Linked DNA regions of Homo sapiens: region 2 is linked to region 1. The links are chromatin contacts, found by Hi-C or POLR2A ChIA-PET in ENCODE. All regions are on one chromosome and are shown on one strand. The core of a region is the stretch at or near the end of the contact, and the rest is flanking DNA. Distances in the headings are between cores, read along the strand shown. Region 1 overlaps STX2 (syntaxin 2). Region 2 overlaps ADGRD1 (adhesion G protein-coupled receptor D1).

The links. A loop is a pair of places that touch in the nucleus more often than their neighbours do. ChIA-PET counts read pairs that join two places held with the same protein, here RNA polymerase II (POLR2A). Pooled maps may share reads with other maps.
Region 2: a loop to region 1 is called in a pooled map, with 2.5 times the contacts of the local background. The contact joins two enhancer-like sites. A Hi-C loop is called at or near these places in 1 of 168 maps with a recorded cell type or tissue (CD8-positive, alpha-beta T cell), 4 of 37 single-sample maps with no recorded cell type and 8 of 50 pooled maps. POLR2A ChIA-PET finds 5 or more read pairs at or near these places in 1 of 52 experiments (activated CD4-positive, alpha-beta T cell).

What each region holds. Positions count from the first base shown.
Region 1 is chr12:130,816,544-130,820,431 of GRCh38, forward strand. The region is part of intron 3 of STX2 (syntaxin 2); the gene reads right to left. Among named protein-coding and RNA genes, the nearest start is that of STX2, 21 kb to the right of the region's middle. RefSeq lists a silencer at 2,508-2,747. Within about 2 kb of position 2,273, at least 20 of the 41 ENCODE cell types and tissues checked have a DNase peak (open chromatin) inside an H3K27ac peak, as active enhancers do.
Region 2 is chr12:131,092,094-131,095,917 of GRCh38, forward strand. The region is part of intron 15 of ADGRD1 (adhesion G protein-coupled receptor D1); the gene reads left to right. Among named protein-coding and RNA genes, the nearest start is that of LINC01257, 71 kb to the right of the region's middle. RefSeq lists an enhancer at 1-5. Within about 2 kb of position 1,403, at least 3 of the 41 ENCODE cell types and tissues checked have a DNase peak (open chromatin) inside an H3K27ac peak, as active enhancers do.

The DNA.
Region 1 (3,888 bases), core at 1,023-3,522:
AGGAACCTCCTCTTCCAGCGGCCTAGGTGATTCAGCTCAATCCTGCTGCTGAGAACAATTAGAAAGGGTAGACACAATACTCTTTCTAAATCTGTGTAAAGCCATTAGAAACCTAACAAGGTGCGAAAATAAATAAAATAAAATAATTAAAAAAAGAAATAAAAACAAAAGAAACCTAACAAGGCAGGAAAGAAGACTCAGAAGAAGAAAACCCAAAGACATGGGCCCCACTTTTGCAGCCACTTTTACCTGGGGGCATGTGCCAACTCCATAAAAGGCAGCTGAGCTGCAGAGAAGCTGAGAAAACTGTGCTGACTTGGAGAGACAATGCCCTAGGAGGAACAGTCAGGTGGGAAGCTGGCCCTCGCAGGGGCTGAAGCCTCAGTCTAAATCATCTCAATCCCTAAAATTAGATCCAGAATTGCTGGTGCTTCTAGCCATCTGCCAGAAATAAAAATAAATCATCTCTTTAAAAAGAAAATACCATTCAGGACTCAAATTATTACTGCAAATAATTCCAATACAAAGCTCAAAACTCAATCAAAAATAACCAGGCAAACAAAGAAAAAAAAAAACACATGAATGAAAACCCAACAAAAAGAGACAACACTAACCCATCCACAGAGGCACCAGCTAATAAAGTTACAAGACACAGACGTTAAAACAATTACATTCAAAGAGATAAAATGTAAGATCATAAATTTTGTCAGAGAATAGGACAGTATTAAAAGGAACCAAGTGGAATTCTAGGAGTTAAAACCAATCCAAAAATAATTCCATAGATGAAGAAAGATTCCCTGACCTGAAAGACAATCGCTGAAGAGAAATCAAACGATAAGTCAGGGAAAACATTTTCAAAATAAAATATATAGAGAAAAAATGATGAAAAATAGAGAACAAAAGAGGAGAGACAGAAAGGATACACTGAAACGCTCTAAAGACATACAATTCCAGCCGCAAAGAGAGATGACAGAAAACGGAGCAAGGATGCTACTTGAAGAAGTAATGGCCAAAGTTTTTCAAAAACACAGCCAGAAAACGTCAGTCCAAAGACTCAAGAAGCCTTATAAGAAGAGGGAAAAAGAAAACGAAAACCACATCTCAAAACTTCACAGTAAAACTGCTAAAACCAAAGACCAAAAACCAAATATCTTAAAAGCTCTAATTAGCTGACAAAAAAAAAAAGTAAAGCCAAAAGACACTGGAAAAATATGTTTTAAATCTTCAGAGTGGTGAAAGAAAACAACTTCTAAACTAGAATCTTCTACTCAGTGAAAATATCCTTCGAGAATAATACTAAACTGAGGATAATTTCAGATAATAGCGAATCTTCACTGAAGGAGGTAAGAAGGAAGGGGAGAGGAACCGCAAGGGCAGGAAGGCCTCGGGTGGGGTGGTCCCAGCCTGTGGTGGGGGCAGCTGGGCTGAAGCAGGGCAGGGGTCCCGGAGCCAAGACTCCCCAGGAAGGCCCTGCAGTGGGAGGGGATGCCGGAGCCTGGCCACGCAGCTCCTTACGGGGAGTACGCGCGGCTTCGTTTCTGAAGGGAGAAGGCCCCGTGAGCTGTCCCCATGCCCTGCAGGGGAGGGGACAGGAGAGGGGTAACACAGTGAGAAACGCTGTTTCTACAAAAAAAAAAAAAAAATATATATATATATATATATATATATATATATAAAATTATCTGGGCGTGGTGGCATAAACCTGTAATCCCAGCTACTCGGGAGGCTGCAGTGGGAGGACTGTCTGAGCCCAGGAGGCTGAGCCTGCAGTGGCAGTGGGCTGAGATCACGCAGCTGCACTCTCGCCTGGTCGACACAGGGAGACTCCTCTGGAGGGTGGGGGGGAGAGGGCGGGGGAGGAAGAATCACAACAGCACTGGAAGGCAGATGCCACCACTAGCTCATTTCACACGTGTGGGAACTGCCCCGGGAGAGGTTAAGTGATGCGTCCAAGGCCACACAGGGATAACCGGTGGGACAGGATCTGAATCCAGAGCCACAGAGGCGCGGCTTCCTCCAGGGCCTCAGGGGCCTCCGCACAAGGAGCCGGGTCTCCATGAGTCTGATTTCCCGCGGAAAAGCACAGAATGCACGGGAGCAGGCGGCGCTGGAGATGGAGACGATGGAGACGGTGCAGACGGTGCAGACGCTGCCCCAGCGCATTCGGAGCGGAGCCCCAGGGAACGGCTGAGGGAACAGGAAGCAGAGAAAACGGGAGCGTGCGCAGCCGCAAGGACGACCGCACCCGAACACAGGGTGCAAGCCAGGCTGACGGCTGACTGCAGGAGCGAATCAAATCCCCGCCGTCCTGCAGGGGGAATCCCAGCCTCGTCGTCACTAAAACCCAAACCAGAATCACACACACTTCATGCTCCTGCAGGGCTGGATCCGCGTCTTGGAGGGCCTGAAATTTCTACGTTTTGCAAAGACGCTCTTTTAATACAAAAGAAAAAAGAAATAATACAAAAGTAGAAAGTGAAAAAAGAAAAATGCAGGTAAAAGGTCCTTCGTCCACCTCTCTGCCCTGGGATCCGCGGCTGCAGGTGGCGCGGCGCGGGCGGTGCTGGGACCGGGGACCCGCCCAGGACCGGCTGCCTCTGGCGCCACCTGGCGGCCGCCGTGCCCAGCCCTGCCCCGGGTCCTGAGGTTGACGGGGGACCTCCGGGAGGGCAGCAGCCCGGGGATCGCCCTGCTCACCGGGACCTAAGCAGAGCGCCTGCCCGAGAATAGGGAGACACGCGGGAGGCGGAGCACAGTAGTCCCCCTTCCTCCCTCCCACCCTCCCCTCTTCCTTTAGGAACAAGGCGGGAAGGCCAAGAGCCTGTCCCTCTCTGCGTTACCCCGGGCCCATCACTGGGAGAGAGGAATCACTGCATTTTGCTTTTTAAAGACTGACCAAGGAAGCGGCTGGAGGCTGCTGCCTACATTTTGGTTCACACTCTGTCACAAAACAAAACACAAAAAAGCAATGGTTTTCTTTAGAGCCCAAAAGGGACTATCATGAAACAGTAACAGTTCTAAATTTACTCAAAAAATAGTTCTCTCTGCTATGACTTGGCAGCAAAAATGTTTTGGAGGTAAATTATTCAAAAAAAAATGCGGATACTTATTCAAATATAATTTCCCTAAGCATTAAGCATGATGTTAACAGATGTTACATAAAAGGTCCTACGGGCAAATAAATGTGTGAAACACTAAACAAAGCTAAACAGGCTTCCTTCTAGGAAGCCTTCTCAGAGCCTTGATTATTCTACGGGTACTGCAACTTCCCAAGAGGGGCTGGGCGACGGCACGAAGAGGTCCCCGGAAAGATCTGGCCGCAGGCAGCACCCTGGCTGCACGGACTAGCTCATGAGACGGCGGCTCCAGAAACATTTTGGGAAACACACTTCTGAGTCACTGAGAGGGCATAAACAGAGGCTCAGAATATTATTTTACAAGATACATAAAATTTTAAAATGCACTTTTTCAATTTAATACTACTTTCTTATTTTTTCAACGTACGGCTACACTAAGTAATATTCCAACAAAAAATGTATTTGCTGGCAACTTTCCTCCAAGACCAAGAATACATGTGCCCCCATCACCACTTCTATTCAATACTGTACTGGAGGTCAGCTAAATAAATCAGTTAAAACTAACAAGCATAAGAGCTGCAAGGAAAAAACGGTCACTATTTATTCACAATTACATGACTGGGTACAGAGACAATCCAACATAAGCTACAGAGAATATCAGAATTAATAACTGATTAGGCAAGGGGTACAAGGCCAATATGCAAAAATCATTGTATTTCTATATACCAACAACAAACAGAGAAAATGACATTTAAAGTAGATACGGCTGGGCACGGTGGCTCATGCCTGAAATCCCAGCACTTTGGGAGGC
Region 2 (3,824 bases), core at 153-2,652, 270 kb after region 1:
TACTGCCGCAGGTAGGTGGGAGCTCAACTTTCTGTCCTCCCTAAGGACTGGCTGGCAGGGTGCGAGGGAGTGAGGACCTGAGGTTAACACAGGGGTGGATGCAGGTGTGGGCTGGCTCAGCCAGGGACCGAGAGGAGGGCTCAGGCGTGCACTACTCAGCGTTTCTTGCTGAAGCCACACACCCAATGAAGGTGCTGGGCATGGGGACTGGTGCCGTGGAAGGCATTTGGGCCTGGCCTTAGGGAAAATTCAGCTGCACCTACTCCTGGCGCTTGTGTTCCCCGCTCAGGGTGTGCAGGCCAGGGAGGTGGTCTGGTTGTCTAAGGTGGGAGAGCCCCCGATATTGATAGACAGTCCTGCCAAGGCTGCACCCAGTGGGAAGGGCAGTGGTCGAGGAGCGTGTGGGAGGTTGGGAGGAGTCCCAGGGCCCGCCACGGTGCGCTCTTTCTTCCTGCAGGTGGCCACTTCCTCCCAGGCGGCCACTTCCCAGGCTTCAGGCATGGGAAGCGTCCCAGGCATGGGCACCTGCCTTGGGGTGGCTCTGACCTGGGGGGTGCAGGAGCCCTGTGCCAGTACAGGAGCACCTGGGAATGCCAGTCCCCGAGCACCCGCTCCTGGGGCCTGGTGGTCACAGGGAAAAAGCATTTCAATAGGACGGTCATGAACCGTGGTCTGAAGGCTGACTCTGGCCAGTGACTGGGCTTCTCCTAGCCCACAGAGGCTTAAATTTTTAAAAATTGGTTGTCAGTATTCCAAAACACAGACATTTTATCTAAAATTTGGGATTTCTTTTTTTTTTTTTTTAAATAAAACAAGAAGAGGAAGATGTGGCCACGCTGGGCTTCCCCCTCTGGCTGGAAACGATGCTGGAGGCGAGTGGCTACCACCCCTGCACTCAGGGCGAGGTCCCCAGGGCCCCCCGGTCCCCATGGCCTCCCCGTACCACAAGCAGCTGCCCCTCCTCATCACGTTCGCATCGCTCTTCTGCTTTTAGGAGACAGTGAAATGCTTCCTGCTCTTGTCTTGGTGGGAAAGTGACATATGCACTGAGAAGGACTTGGGTTAGAACTGTGGGAGGGAGGATGCTTGTTTTGGCAGCACAGTCCCACCTGGTGGTTATGTCTGCAGGCCCCCACTGGCCTCCTGAGCTGATGCCCTGCCTCTCAGGAGGCATTTGAGGTTGTAGTTTCTGAGTCAGAGGAGTCCGTGTCCTGAAACCAACTGCAGGCTTTTCTGGGCATTTCTAAATCTAGCTATGGGTGGGAAAGGAAGGGCACCGTGGGGGCACACCACGCCTTCCTGAGGCAGGAACGGCAGTGCAGCCTCCGCCCAGACCCATGGTTCTAGGCCCCGTGCCCCGCGGTTACCCAGCCAGGTGCAGCCTTGAGCCTCTCAGATGGGCCCTGGCTCCAGGGAAGGGCACAGGGCGGGCAGTGGCAGGGGCCTGAATTACACGGTGTTGCTGGGAGCTGTGAGAACCACTCTGAGCTGTATTTGCGGTCCCGAGGGTGTGTCACAGGCGGGACTGTGCCAACTGCAGTGCCGGCAGCCGCAGCATGTACAGCTCAAGTCAGAAACAGGCTCCCTCCACGGGGTCTCTGTGTGAATGTTAGCCAGACCACCTCCCAATAACACCTCCTGCATGCAGCTGGGGTTAGTAGTGGCCCCTCTGCCTCCCAGCCAGCTGGACACACAGGTCCCTCCCAGTGATGTGCCAGGTGGCCTTGGGCAGGTGCCTGCTCTGAGCCTCAGTTTCCCCGCTGTGACATGGGTGGGACCCTTTCCTTGTGGAGCTGTGGTGGTGATGAGGAGGCAGAAGTAAGCACAGCTCAGGCCCAAGCACCCAGCCTCAGCAGCACCCAGCCTCAGCACCCAGCCCTGAGCACCCAGCCTCAGCACCCAGCCCTGAGCACCCAGCCTCAGCACCCAGCGTCAGCACCCAGCCTCAGTCCCCAGCCTCAGCACCCAGCCTCGGCACCCAGCCCTGAGCACCCAGTCTCAGCACCCAGCCCTGAGCACCCAGCCTCGGTACCCAGCCCTGAGCACCCAGTCTCAGTACACAGCCTCAGTACCCAGCCTCAGCACCCAGCCCCAAACACTGCCTGACAGAGTGAAGTCACAGTGAGCCATGAGTATGAGGTCCCTAGGGATGTCCTGGCCCTGAGGACCCCTGAGAGTGGAGTGGGAGTGGGGTGGGGTGGAGCAGGCCTGGCTACTGCACCTGGGACTGCAGCCATCCCAGCATTGACCCGTTCATGGCCACAAGTCTCCTTCCATTCACTCTTCATAAGGAAGGTTCAGTCCTGTGGCTGTGGGCACCGGGGCAGGACGGTCTATTGCCCTGTTGATGGGGGTGGGGGTAACTGTGGAGGCTGGAGGGGCTCCAAGGAGAGGCCCCTCCACCCATCCCTGGACCCCTCTAATCCTGGAGGCAGAAGAGGGTCCTGCCTTGCCCAGGAGTAACAAGGAAGTTGGTTTGTTCAGCAGCGCCCCCCCGACTCCCCAAGCAATACTGTGGTTCACCAGTGTCTTCTGGCTGAGTGGGGAGGGCATGCATCCTCAGTACCATCCTCTTAGAGACCCAGAAAATTGTCACCATCCCTTCTGATTTCCCAGCCTGTGCAGTTCTTCCAGAAGGAGAGGGTGGTGGGCAAAGCCTGCTGGGTCCTTCTGCATGGGCTCCTTACCATTCCACCAGCAAGCCCTCCAGGTGCACGGGTGCACGCTGTTCCCGCCCCGCCTTACAGATGAGTTTTCCTGAGCCCTGTCCTGGGCTGCTGAGAGCTGGGCTGGGGATGGGAGCTGGGAGCTCACCCGGGGGAGGCGCAGGGGCATGCGTCCTTCCACCCCCTCCCGTCTCCTGCCCTACCCACCCCTTCCCATGCCCCTCCAGTCTCCCTCGAGACGCCCCCTCTCAGCCCCCAGGGCCCTCCCCTGTACCCTGTGGCCTGTGCCTCTCTGAGTGGAGAGCTGAGTGAGCCCTGGGAACAGGGCTGACACCTGCCACCCCCATCTCTCCCTTCAGTCCCCCCGACTCTCAGGCTGCTGGCCACCTGGGACATTGGGAAATGGGCCTAAGAGGTAAAAACCTGCACTTCGAGGTGGAGCAGCAGCCAGTTGCTGCCGGGACTCAGCTTTGCTGTCAGCTCAGCCCCAGCCCTGCCTGGGCACCTTGCAGTCCTGGGGGCAGGGAGACGTAGCTTCAAGGTTCTGAGGGTTCCACCCCTGCCCCTCTTGACAAATTCAATTGCCGTTGCCTCCTCCAACCAGACCCAGGCTGCTCCTTTTAGAGGAGAAGCATATGTTGCTTCATTTATTCCCTAATTCTCCTGAAGAAGTGTCTGCTCTGGAGTGTGCTGGGCTGGAGCCGCTCTGCAGAGGGAGCTGCAGCAGCCTCTGGGGTGGTCCTGTCTTGGGGGATCTTCTTTCGGGGCTACCCTCAGAATTGGGGTCTTACTCTGTGGGGCTGAGGGTGGGCCGGGTGACCAGGACTGGGAACATGGTCAGGGGCCAGACTGGACGTTCCCAGGGCAGATGGACGCATAGCCCGGCCGAGGGATCGGGTCGCTTTGCGGGGCAGCTGTGGGCTGCAAGGCTGTGGTCAGGGCTTGACGTCTGAAGCAGGCCAGGTTTCTGGTCAACACGTATTTTTTGTCATGAGTGTGTTGAATCTTGGGAATTAGAGTGGGGATGTGGGCCGTCTTTGAGAAGCCGCCAGCCCCCGTGTTAGGAGTGGGACAGGAGCTCGAGGGTTCTTTTTGGGACATACAGGAAGCTGGGGTGTCAGGAGACAGAGGGGTTCTGTAGGTTGAATTGTTTGTAAA